Regions from separate parts of the Homo sapiens genome. Here region 1 is linked to region 2. A link is a contact called in ENCODE Hi-C or POLR2A ChIA-PET data. All regions are on one chromosome and are shown on one strand. The core of a region is the stretch at or near the end of the contact, and the rest is flanking DNA. Distances in the headings are between cores, read along the strand shown. Region 1 overlaps ROR1 (receptor tyrosine kinase like orphan receptor 1). Region 2 overlaps ROR1 (receptor tyrosine kinase like orphan receptor 1).

Evidence for each region. Hi-C counts contacts between places; a loop is a spot of excess contacts on that map. ChIA-PET counts read pairs that join two places held with the same protein, here RNA polymerase II (POLR2A). Pooled maps may share reads with other maps.
Region 1: a map of aorta shows a loop between it and region 2 (2.5-fold over the local background). The contact joins two enhancer-like sites. A Hi-C loop is called at or near these places in 2 of 168 maps with a recorded cell type or tissue (aorta and posterior vena cava) and 4 of 50 pooled maps. POLR2A ChIA-PET finds 5 or more read pairs at or near these places in 1 of 52 experiments (BJ).

The regions. Positions count from the first base shown.
Region 1 is chr1:63,964,292-63,970,316 of GRCh38, reverse strand. All of the region lies in intron 1 of ROR1 (receptor tyrosine kinase like orphan receptor 1), which reads right to left. Among named protein-coding and RNA genes, the nearest start is that of ROR1-AS1, 140 kb to the left of the region's middle. Within about 2 kb of position 1,561, at least 7 of the 41 ENCODE cell types and tissues checked have a DNase peak (open chromatin) inside an H3K27ac peak, as active enhancers do.
Region 2 is chr1:64,128,488-64,135,123 of GRCh38, reverse strand. The region is part of intron 4 of ROR1 (receptor tyrosine kinase like orphan receptor 1); the gene reads right to left. Among named protein-coding and RNA genes, the nearest start is that of ROR1-AS1, 20 kb to the right of the region's middle. Within about 2 kb of position 1,948, at least 2 of the 41 ENCODE cell types and tissues checked have a DNase peak (open chromatin) inside an H3K27ac peak, as active enhancers do.

The DNA.
Region 1 (6,025 bases), core at 312-2,811, 160 kb after region 2:
AAAAGTGGTGGCCTCTGCCCTCACCAAGCCCATGGTCTTCTGGTGATAGCAAGGAGACCAAGCAGTGTCTTAATGGTGATGATGGAGGAGGTACAGGGTCTATGGCAACAGGAAGTAGAGGTGTCCAACCTAGACTTGGGAATTCGATAAAGATTTCCTGGAGGAAGTAGTGTCTGATTCAATATCTAAAGAATGAAATGGGGTGGTTCAGATAAATGAGGGAAGGAGTGGGGGAGGAAGACGCAAGGGAGAGAACATTCTAAACAGAGGTAACAGCATGCATGAAGATATAAAGGTCATAAGGTAAAATGAGTATGATATGGATAAAAGAAAGTAATGATTTATGACTAAAGTCTTAAGATTTGAGGAAAAAGAGGGCAGGTAATTAGACTGGAGAACTCAGGAGTGCCATATTAAAGAGAAAGGGCAGTGGGCAGCCAGGCAGGAGGCACTGTGCAGAGGAGTCATGTGATCAGAGTTACAAGGAGACAGATTCATCTGTCTGGAATGTGAAAGGGAGAAAGACAGGTGGCAGGGAAACCTCAAGAGAGGTAGTGGTTAGATTAAAAAGAAGGGGACTGAAATGAATGAGATCAACACGGGAGGGGGAATCCACAGAACTGGACGGTTCATCACACATGGAGGGGTGGAAAACACATGGAAGAGCGGAGATTTCTGGCTCGGACACTGGATGGACAATGGGGCCATTCATGGGGACAGGAAACACAGGAGAAGCCAGTTTGCAGGGAAGAGAAGTGGAGATGACACCAAACTCAGTTTTGAACAAGCCAACTTATACACAGTTGTTAGACTGCCAAGGGGAACTATCCAGCTGACTACCAGTGCTATGAGTCCATAGCTCAGGAGGGCACCCCAGCCTAGACTTATAGATGGCCAATCCTTCCTCAGTAAGCAGTATCTGCAAGGACAGGAGAGCCTGAAACTCTCAAGTGAGATTGCACAATGTGAGAGAAGGCCTGAGACCAAACTGGGAAGAACCAAAGAATTCAAGGAAAAGACAAAGAAAACAAGAGTTGCAACGAAGTGAAATATCTTGTCTGCATCTCCTTCCAACCCCAATGGGCATTAATCTTTATGACAGCAAGTCTTCCATCTTCTTCATTCTTTTATTCCCAGCACCTGGCACAAAAAGCAGCAACTCAGTAAATATTTTGTGAGTGAATGAGTAAACTGTCCAAGGTCACACAATCAGAAACTGGCATAACTACAGTAGTCTGGATGATTTCAGATAGGATTTCTTCTCCCACACCCCCCTGCAGGCTTAGAGAATCCAGGATTTGGAGTAAAGTGATACTGAGGGTTTGCTGCATTAATAGCATTCCAAGGAAGCTCCTATTTAATGCTCTCCATCACAAAACACTTAGTGGGAAATTAAATTCATTCATTTTATTATTTCCTGGGTCTGCACTCCCTTCTATAAACATTGAACTCTGTGTTGAACAAATTCCTGCACATTTAGACATATGCTGGCTGTGCTGCTGTGGTCATTGGCAGAAAAGTTTACAGGGTGACCTTCTCTTTCCGCCTTTAACCGTAGTGCCATGGACATGGAGCCCAGCCAGACAGTCCAACAGATGCTATAGTTAGGACCTTTCAAAGAAGGTCCTGATGCCAAGCATGAAACTAGTGGGTGTATACAATAAACTCGGGGGCAGAATAGTTTGATCCATCTCACTGTTTTCTGTCAAGGTATTTCCCACGCAGTGAAGAAACCTGCATTGACATTTTTGGTGTTTATTACCAGGATTGTCTATATTTCAGATGAGGTTTGAACTTTTAAATATAATTTTTCTCATACGAAAAATAATACTCATTGTAAAAAAAAACAGAAAGAGAAGTGTTAATAAGAGAATAAAAATATTTCATGATCCACTATCCAGTAATAACCATTATCATTTGGGGTTATTTCCTCTACTTTTTATATCTACTGTTCTAAATAGCTGAGGTGGAACAAAATATCTTTGTATATGGCTCTTTAGTATAAATATTCTTATCAAGTTTATATAATCATTCTCCTATTGCTGAGCATTTTATTTTGTATTCTGCTTGTCAGTACTGTAAATAAAATTGTTATAGTCACTTTATCCATAAATCGTTATCTACATTCCAGGCTATTTCGCTAGAACATATTCCTAAAAGTGGATGACTAGCTTCGGATACAACTATTTAACATTCTTGGATCTGACAGAAAAAATTCTTACCATCTATCTGTAAATTATAAACAGATGCAGAAGTATGCACAGGCATATGCACACAGACAACCCCACCAGTTTCCATAGGCCTTAAAGGAAACAAAATGTAAGAAGGAATTTGTGTATCTATTGTAAGAAGAACTTCCCAAACTAATTTCACTTTCCAGGATAAAAAACATGTGTAAAACTATACTTCATCCTCACATGAATGTTTATGCATAAAGTGTTCCAGCACACCACCAGTCAACAGAAACCCAAATGCCCCAAGGTGACATCAAGTTTCAGAGCCAGGAGGAACTCAGGAGATCCTAGAGTCCAAGCTCCCCCTCCAATTCTATGATTGAGGAAGCTGGGGCCCTGAGGGCAAACTCTGATTTTATCACTGACTTTAGTGATAAAGTCACACAAATAGTACATGGCAGAATTAGGACTGGGGCAGGTCACTTTAGAGCAGTTCAGTGCCAACGGAACATCTTCTAAATGCCAGGTACTGTATTCGATGCTGGAAATAGAGGTGAACCCAACAGGGTTGATGATGGTGGTAGGGATAGAGGAGGAGAACTCCTAAGATGAGTGGAGGCCAGGGGTGGTGGCATGCACCTGTAGTCCCAGCTACTCAGGAGACTGAGGCAGGAGGATCGATGGAGCCTAGGAGTTCAAAGGCCAGCCTGAGCATCATAGCGAGAATCCATTTCCAAATTTAAAAAAGTAAGAGGAGCCAGTAAAGGAAACTGTGTATTTTTTTTATGTTATAGGATAGTATCTTTAATATGTCACCCTTCACCTTGTATGCAGGAATGTTTTTTCTCAGTCTGGGTTCTCATGATGTCATTTCTCCAGAAGGAATGAAAAATTCTTATACTTATTCCCACAATTGGATACAGAATCTATCCAACAAGTTGCATAAAATGATGGAATAATAACAACCACCACAATTGCTAGCATTTATTGAGTGCTTATTATGTGCCAAGCACCATTCTAAATCTTTTACTTACAGTAATTCCTTTCATTTGAGCTTCTCCTAAATCATATCAAGTCCCCTTAAGAACTAATTTTAGAAAATCCCAAACCTGGTGGGCTCAAATAACTAAATTTGATTGAGTTTAAGAGTCCAGTCTGATGAGGCAGCACCTAACCAAAGTAGAATGCAAGCATATAAGCAGAGGAAATAAGGGTCATTGAAAAACAAGAGTGAAGGCCTCCTAGTAAGGTGATATCATTTGGTACAGGAAATTGATCTGAAGTAAGAGCTTTTCAAGCGATTGGTTCAATGCTTGGTCATTTTCCAGTAAAGAAGATGAGCCTCACCATATGCAATGCCAGTTCCCTCAGTTGAAAGGAAAGCTAAAACTTGACTGCCCTGAAACAGTATTTTCAGAGGCAGCCAAACAAACAGAAAAAGTAATTACAAAAAGACAAAACAAAGAAACAGGAAGCTCTAAGTTAAGACTGCTTAGTTGAGATGGGACAGAACTGTACTTAACAGCCTGAATGAGAGTTGAGGGTAAAACATTTGGGCATAATTCCATAAGAGACCCATTCAGCCTTTCCTTAACTTCTGTTGTAAAAACTCACCTTAGACTAGGTAACACTTTGTAGTTTCCAGATAGATCATACTTCTAGTACCAGATTACCCAGCAGGAAATTATACAAACCTTGCCATCTGTTTATCTCTGTACAAAACTCAAAAGCGTCCATCTACAATGAATGGTTCTCATTAAAAGCCATGGTGGTGACTATGTCGACATGCCGAGCTGGGATGTGCCCTGCCATCTGTGAGGAATCCACGCGGGAGACCCAGGAGGCACAGCCAACACTCCAGGAAGGGGATTCCGACTGTCGCTTTGACAGCTCTGAGTAACTGAACCAAGAGAGCGGCATCTCCAATTGCTGAGCATATTATGCCTGTCTCCTTGTTTGACAACTTCCGAGGGAACTAACTGGTTTTAACCACATTGGCGAAATTACATGATAGAACATAAAGATAAGAATGATAACGAACCATGAGTGGCAGGTGTTCAGCATTTGCCCTGTGTCAGGCACTACACCCAAGCTCTAACATCGGATTTAATCCTCATAACAATCCTACAAGGGGTTACTATCAGTAACAGTCCTATCCCCACTTTAAAGGGGAATAAACTGAGGCTTAGAGAGGTTTAGTGACTTGTATAAGATCACACAGTTAGTGAATAGAGGAGCCAGGTTTACCTGACTCCACAGTCCTTGCGGTATTCATTGATAGCACCACTGCCTCCCATGACGTTTATTTAGTTCAAGATCACCCCAAGCTTGTTCGTTACTTTGTCAACTAATCTGAAACTAAATAGTCTCCAAAAAAGGGCTATCCTCTTTAAAGCAATAAATCTCATCAAAACTGAGTCCCTAGACCAGGAAATAAAAGTGTAGAATTATACTGATTGAGGTGATAACAGCACAATAGAATAAAATAATGCTTTAAACACTTTCAATTCTCGGAGGCAACAACATGCAACTACGCAAGTCCCTGGTGGAAAGAGCCCTTCCACTGTCTTTATGGGATTTTGGAAACTCAGGGTTTAATTTTTCTTCCTTTAAAGAAAATATTACAAATTGTGGTCAGTTTGCTAAGACAGGTTTAACAAGTTGGTTTTTTTCCTAAGCAAATGTAATGTCTGGGGAGATGTTAAATGCAGAAACACTATTACTAAAGTTTCCAACGACAACACTCTTCATCGTAGTAACCAGTTAGTACTGGCAACTTTTGCCATGAGCAAGTGCCGAGAAGCAAGGTGGTCTCACTCTTCTGGTCCAGCCTCAATGAGGATGGATTGTAAATACACACATCTAAAGTAACCAAAGAAGGCGGGCCAGTTTAGTGTGGAGCTTTGGAGTCATATAGAGCTGGATTTGAGCTCTGCCATTTACCAGCTGTGTTAACGTTGGGCAAATTTCTTAACTTCTCTGAATCTCAGTTTTTTCATCTGTAAAATACAGATGATGATACTTCATGGAGTTCTTAGAATGAAATGATAGTATGTAAAGTGCATGCCATATTTAAAAGTGTTCAACAAACAATCATAATACTAGAACTTTCTTTTTATTTCCTTGTACCTGTTGAGAGATAAGGCCATAAGGAAAGTTGAACACAGACTTCACACCTAAGCAAACTCTTAGCACATCCCTTGCCTAGGTTTTCAACTGCGAAGCATCTTAAGGCCCAGCTTAGAAACTCATCCTCAGTTCTCAAAAAGTTGCTGAAGCTTCAGGTCATGCCTCTGGCCCACATAACCAGGTGCTCAGACACAGTAGGTGAAATGTGACAGCACACATCCAGAAACCAAGAATCACAACTTAAATCAGACCACCACGTGTTAATATCAGCACATGGTGTGCCATCAAAACTGCCCCACTGCTGAGGGTATGGGCTTTCTTTGAAAAGCCCAACTAATTTCATACAAACTGATAAAGTGGCATATTAATCTACTATCACCTCAGAATTAGGAAGGGAAATAAATTCGTCAGAACCCTCGAAGATCAACTGTAAGCTCCGAGTGGGGAAGGGAATGTGATTTATTTATTTTTGTTTATTTTTGTTTTCACTACTCCTGGCACAGTTCTAGACATACAATAAGATTTGTATAAATATTTGATGAAGAATTGGTGGAATGGGTAAGTTGAATTCAGACTGCTATGTCAGTTTTTATATAAACACACATATACATATGTAGGTATATGTATGAAGAAAGAGGATAGAATTGATTTTATTTATCCCAGGGAAGCCAACAAGACACTGAACTCTTGCTATGAAACCCAACCCAAAGCAGGTATAGAAA
Region 2 (6,636 bases), core at 699-3,198:
GGAGACAGATTTTTTAAAAAAGAACACAAAAAAACCCCAAAACCAGTATGTACTGTTATCTGCTGGGGAGTGGTTCTGTCTTGGCTCCTTATGAGAATCGCCTTGGCAGCACACTGGGAGGCCGAGACGGGTGGATCATCTGAGGTCAGGAGTTCAAGACCAGCCTAGTCAACATGGTGAAACCCCATCTCTACTAAAAATACAAAAATTAGTTGGGTGTGGTGGCAGGTGCCTGTAATCCCAGCTAGTCAGGGGGCTGAGGTAGGAGAATCACTTGAACCCAGGAGGTGGAGGTTGCAGTGAGCCAAGATCATGCCACTTCACTCCAGCCTGGGTGACAGAGTGAGACTCCATCTCAAAAAAAAAAAAAAAAAAGAATGAAAGAATCTCCTTGAGAAGCTTTAGGAAATACGAATGCCCAGGCCCCACCTTAGACCTATTAAATCATAGTCTCTGGGGATGAGGCTTAGGTATCTATGCTTAAAGAAACCTATCAGGTGATTTGAATGTGGTTGAGAACCACAACACTGAAAAAAACCAAACATGTATTAAGTGTCTGCTGCTCTGGGCTGGGTACTGTGTTAGGTGCTTTCTTCAAAGCAGCCCCTGATGAGCTATTATCCTTATTTTACGAGAGAGAAACTCAAATTCAGAGAAGTTAAGTAACTTGCTCAAATTCACAAAGTCAGTCTGTGGTGGAGCTAGGATTTAAACTGAAACTCAAGATGAGGCCACTATCCCATGTTGTTAGATCTGTAACTATGTTCTGCGTTTCAATACTACTCTTAGTTAAATCAGCCTACTCGAGAAAGAGACCTTATAACGAGTCTTGATTCTGTATCAGATACTGCTAAGTTTTATATACTTACAAAACAGATACTAAGTCATTTTATCCCAACAACAATCTTATAAAAAAAGGTAAAGATGTAATTATTCCTGTTCTACAGATGAGAAAAGTGAGACTCAGAAAGCATAGAGAACTTATCCAAAGTTACGCAGCAAGTAGAAGAGCTAGATTTGCTCTAAATAGTGTTTCTAACCACACTCTATAACTTCTTTCCAAGTGGCTTGGCAATGGAGTTTTTGCACTGCTTAGAGGGGCTTTCTGCTGTGGAGAAGCTTTGGTGCATTCTGGGTGGTAAAAGGTTTTCTTTTAAACATAAAGTCAAAAACACATTTCTTTCTTTTCCATTTTTCCCCACTGGCTTTGGCTGGAGGGGAACAAATGCTCCTCCAGCATTAATCAGCTTTATGCTTTTTTCCAGCTCACACTTCTTTCATCATTGATGTCTTCCTGCCTTACTCCATGCTCAGCAAATTAAAAACATGAAGCAAGTGGCAAGGTAGCAAAAGTGCAAGGGCACTTGCAGTGAGCGTGCCCAAGGCTGCATTCAATGGAGAAGAAAAGTGCATTGTGAAAGGGCAAATGGAATTTGGCCATTCATCACAGTGGCTGGCACCAGCGTGCGCCGCTGCCTCACCATGATGTCAAGGTGCAGGGGTGCTTTGTGATGGGAGCTCATGTTTCTCATAAAGGTAATTGAGTTACCATGTTGCCAGCCTCTACAACCTGCCATATTCTCTGCCATGGGATTGGGAAACGCAAATGTGGTCTGTAATCCACCTCCAGGGTCTCCTCCTTCTCCAGGGCAAGGAGCTTATGAAGGATATTTGAAGAGTGCTAAGAGGGATCGTGGAACAGTGCGGCAGCAAAAGGAGTGCCCATCTAGGAACCACTGCAGAGCAAGGAAAGGAAATGCTGTTCTGCAGAGACTTCATAATCTAGTTCTTGCCAGTTTTTCCAGCTTCCTTCCCTGCCAGACAAGCCTACAAGCCTGATGGTATTAGTCATGTGGATGATCTTGCTAGTCTCAAACCACAGGATGCACTTCGATGCGGACATGGCTTGACCCATGCTCATCCTTAGGGCTGGCATGCCCTCCACCCCCTCGTTCTCCTTGTGAATGTTCTCATCTTTCAGACCCAAATGCCCCTACCTTCCCTGGAAAGTTAGTCACTCACTAACCCCACCCATTCCCAGTACTTTCATCAAACCATTCCACAGATTTCCAGTTTCATATACTATTTTATCTGTTTAGCGCCCACCTTACCACTGACAGGCCAATAGAACTAGAAGAGATGAGGAGACTATCCCAGGGTAGCCCACCAAAGTGGACCCTTCTCCATACCAGGAGTATCCTCTAATTGGAAGCGATTTTCTTCCTCATCAGAATATACAGGGCATGGGCAGACATAGCTGAACCGATCGGTACTGACAAATTTGGTCCTAAAATATTCTTTTTGGGGATAATTTCAGTTAAAATGCCTATCTCTCTCTCTTTTTTTTTTTTTTTTTTTTTTTTGAGATGGAGTCTCGCTCCCATTGCGCAGGCTGGAGTGCAGTGGCGCGATCTCAGCTCACTGAAACCTCCACCTCCTGGGTTCAAGCGATTCTCCTTCCTCAGCCTCCTGAGTAGCTGGGATTAGAGGCGTGTGCTACCATGCCTGGCTAATTTTTGTATTTTTAGTAGAGACAGGGTTTCACCATGTTGGCCAGGCTGGTCTTGAACTCCTGACCTCAGATGATCCACCTGCCTTGGCTTCCCAAAGTGCTAGGATTACAGGTGTGAGCCACCACGCCGGGTCTCCTACCTCTTCTTAATGAGAAGAGAATGGATGCAGAGGGACTTTCCTGACTGTAAAATCTCACTTAAACCAAAGAATTGAAAACAGGTACTCAAACACACACTTGTACACAAATGTGCAGAGCAGCACTATTCACAATAGTCCAAAGGTGGGAACAACTCAGGTGTTCATCAACAGATGAATGGATAGACAAAAGGTGGTAGATACATACAATAGACTATATTATTCAGCCATGAAAAATGAATGAGGTACTGAAACAGGTTACGATGTGGGAGAGCCTCAAAAACATGCTAAGTGAAATAAGCTGAACAAAAAGGGCACATATTGTATGATCCCATTTATATGAAATATTTAAAATAGGTAAGTCTTTAGAGAAAAGCAGATCGGTGGTTGCTAGGGGCTGGGGACAGGGAGGAATAAGAAGTAACTGCTTAGCGGGCAAGGAATTTTATTTTGGGATGATGAAAATGTTTTGGAAGTAGACAGATGTGGCGGTTATACAACATTATGAATATACTAACTACTATTGACTTATTCATTTTAATATGGTTAATTCTGGCTGGGTGCAGTGGCTCATGCCTATAATCCCCGCACTTTAGGAGATCAAGGTTGGGAGGATTGCTTGAGGCCTGGAGTTCAAGACCAGCCCGGACAACATAGTGAGACTCTGTGTCTACAAAATTAAAAATGAAAAAATTAGCAGGGCATGGTGGCACACACATGTAGTCCTATCTATTCAGGGGGCTGAGGCAGGAGGATTGCTTGAGTCCAGGAGTTTGAGGCTGTAGTTAGCCATGATCACATCACTGCACTCCAGCCTGGGTGACAGAGCAAGACCATCTCTTTAAAACATAACGATAACAAAATAAATAATAAAATAAAATGGTGAACTCTATGTTATGTGAATTCCACCTTAATTAAAAAAAAAATATCATTTACACAAGGGCCAAGGTAGAGGGACCTTGGGAGAGGGCCAATGGTTGCAAATTCAGGCCTCAAGGTGGGGGAGGTCGTGGGGGTAGCTTTGTAAGTCACTTCCAAGCAGACTAAACTGATATAAGCATGAGCAGTTTACTCAGTATCAGCAGGTTCTTTTGTTCTGATTCTCATGGCTCTTCAAATGGAATGCCGGGGACAGTGACTTGGCAATCCCACAGCATGGCAGCCTCATAGGGACAGAGAGCAGTGAAATAAATAGCCCAACACCTCTGACCTCTGAATTTATCCCCCCAGCCCCTTTCATACACCCTGTTTTGAGCCATGGAGAGGAAATCACATCAAGATGGCTGCCCCTAAAACCCTTGAAGGAAAGTCATCACACAGCTCAAAGAGATGGACGGTCCATAGGTTTGCTCAGTGAGCAGTTTATTAAAGTGGGAGTTATTTTCTGTCATATGGATAGCAATTTCTCTTTACCCAAGCAAACACAACTTACTAATGCTTTCCCAAAAGACCATCATGGCCATGAATAAATGGAAAACATCCCTTTTTAAAACTTGTGAATCGGGCCACCTATTAGCAGATCTGGTTAAAAGCATGGCCACATAATGGCTCTAGTAACCTCGAGCTGAGTGTGAAGCTTCCCACTTCAGAGGCAGCGTTCTTCTCCCTTGGGAGGGGCAAACAGATCTCTCAAGGTAAAATTAGCCCTGGCTTTTAATAAAAATGGGGCTACATTATAAAATTAAGGATCCAAGTAAAAGATGCAGAATTATTCCAATGTAGACAGAAGATCAGAGACATAGAAACTTTAAGAACAGATTATAATTGGAGGTGGTCTGAAAAGTTACCTCCTATTCCAACCTACCTCCTTCCTCTTCTGGAGGAGACTTCAAGCCTGGAAGCAACCTTAGTTAACTGCTAACCAGGAGGAGGGGGCATCACTTAAATCTTATCAGCCCTAGCTGCACACACCTTGAAATGATGGCCCTGGGAGAGGGAGCATCTCTGGACAGGTATAGGCAGAGACAAGGAAAGGGATGGCTGGGGAGGGTGAGGATCCAGGAAGGGGAGCTGTCGGGAGCACCAAAAGCAGACTTCACCTCAGGCTGGCTGTGGTCAAGAGATTACAGGTTAAATATGTGATCCTGAAGTTATCTCACAAACTCTGCTTTCTAAAGACCGGTCTGAAAGTGAGCATCAAAAAGTACATGTTAACATACTTGACCTTTAAGGTCAGTTTTGAAAGGGAGCCAATCAAGGCATGTCAACCCAGAGGGCCAACGACTCACAGAGAAGCCTTAAATCTATAGGGTTGAGAATTCAGCTAACCCTTACATCCCTTTTTCTTTTATTGGAATGCCTTTGTAAGCATAAGCAATTTTGAGGTGACTGTGTCGAATATCACATGCTGGTTCCCACATCTGGTCAGTGACAATTTGGTTAACATTTATTCGCTTAGCTAAAGAGTCCCTCGACCTGTTTCATACCACCTTTTTTTCTTTAAAAAATTAAATCAAAATTTTGAAGTTTTTTTCCCTTGGCTATTAAAACAAACAGATGAATAACGTTCTGTCATAGTTTCCAGAGCAGCACGGAAGAGTTACTTGTGTCCAACTCAGAAAAGGGAAGGTATTGGCTTTGCTTCATAGTGATGTTTGGAAACACAAGGGTTTGCATTTCACTTGGAACAGGAGCAGAATTACCCAGGCTTGTATCTCACAAACGTAATTTGAGGGAAAATTATGTGTGTAATATATTTTATTCCTATTTAAACACACATTTGAAATGATAGGACTGCACTAGTACAGTATTTGCAAGAATACAGAAGACTGCTAATCAAAAGAATGAGTGATTTTTTACTGTCTTCAATTTACTGAGGTTTTCATGATAGGGCGGCCTTGCACCTCTAAGAATGCTTTGGTTGTTTTTACTTTTCCTCTGTTAAGGGCCTGCTTTGCCCCCAAGGTTAGGCTGAAGCTGGAAATGCATAGGTGACACTTGGAGTCCCCGAGTTCAGCGCCCCCAAGTTCTTATTAGAGACCCCTTGGATGTGCTTTGAAAGTTCTCCAAATATCAGGCATTCAAACCACCCCCTAAAATTGCCTATTAAGAATAATGGGACTTTAGAATAATATGAAATTCACACATACCAATCTAGGCAGATTTTCTACCACAAGTGTTACTGGAATTGCTTTGATTTTTTTTTTCTTTCCTTTTATGCCTTTGGGCATGGATTGAAAAAGAGAAGGTTTGTGGAAAGAGTGGTAAATGGAATTCAGGGACATCTTAGAAGGGTTTTAATTTCATCTTACTACTCAGAAGTGGGGTGAAACCCAATCCCCAATTCTTGCTTTTCTGTCTCATCTCAGCTTTGTTTCCCATTCCTTCTGCTGATGGTGGTTAAAAAAAGACTACTGGCCTCCGTAAAAAGCAATGGTGAGTTTAATGCCTCTCTGTACCCTCAACTCCAGCACCCACCCAAAGGCAATACAGAGATGCCCATGTCACAGGTAGAATCTTACAAATTTTTATAATGGCAGAAGCAGCAATTCACATTAAAATAATGATTAATTTGTAATGCACAGATTTGTCCTGTTCCTCCTCTGTTTCAATCTTCCTAAAGGCTTCCCTTGTCATGCTAAGTAAAACTGGCATCTTTACAATATCCTTACATCATCTTCTCCTGCCTCACCTTGCCTCTCTGACCTCATGCCCTGCCACTTCCCCCCGACACTTACTTGATTATTACCTCTTGTGTTAATATTTAGTCTCATCAGGCATACTCTGTATTGATATATTCAATTGTTTATTGTTTATAAACAAACTTCATGGGACTAGGAACTTTGCTTTGGTCACTACTATGTCCCTAATGGCCAGAATAGTGCCTATTCAGTGTCAAGTTGTTGATACTTAATAAATAAACGTTCAATAAGTGAATTAAATCTCTCCCACTTTTTATTTTAATTTCTGTGTGGTGGCATCCTCTAGCAATCTGAAATGTGTAGTCAATCTCTCTACTTCCCCACCCCAGCCACCCAACCTCTCCAT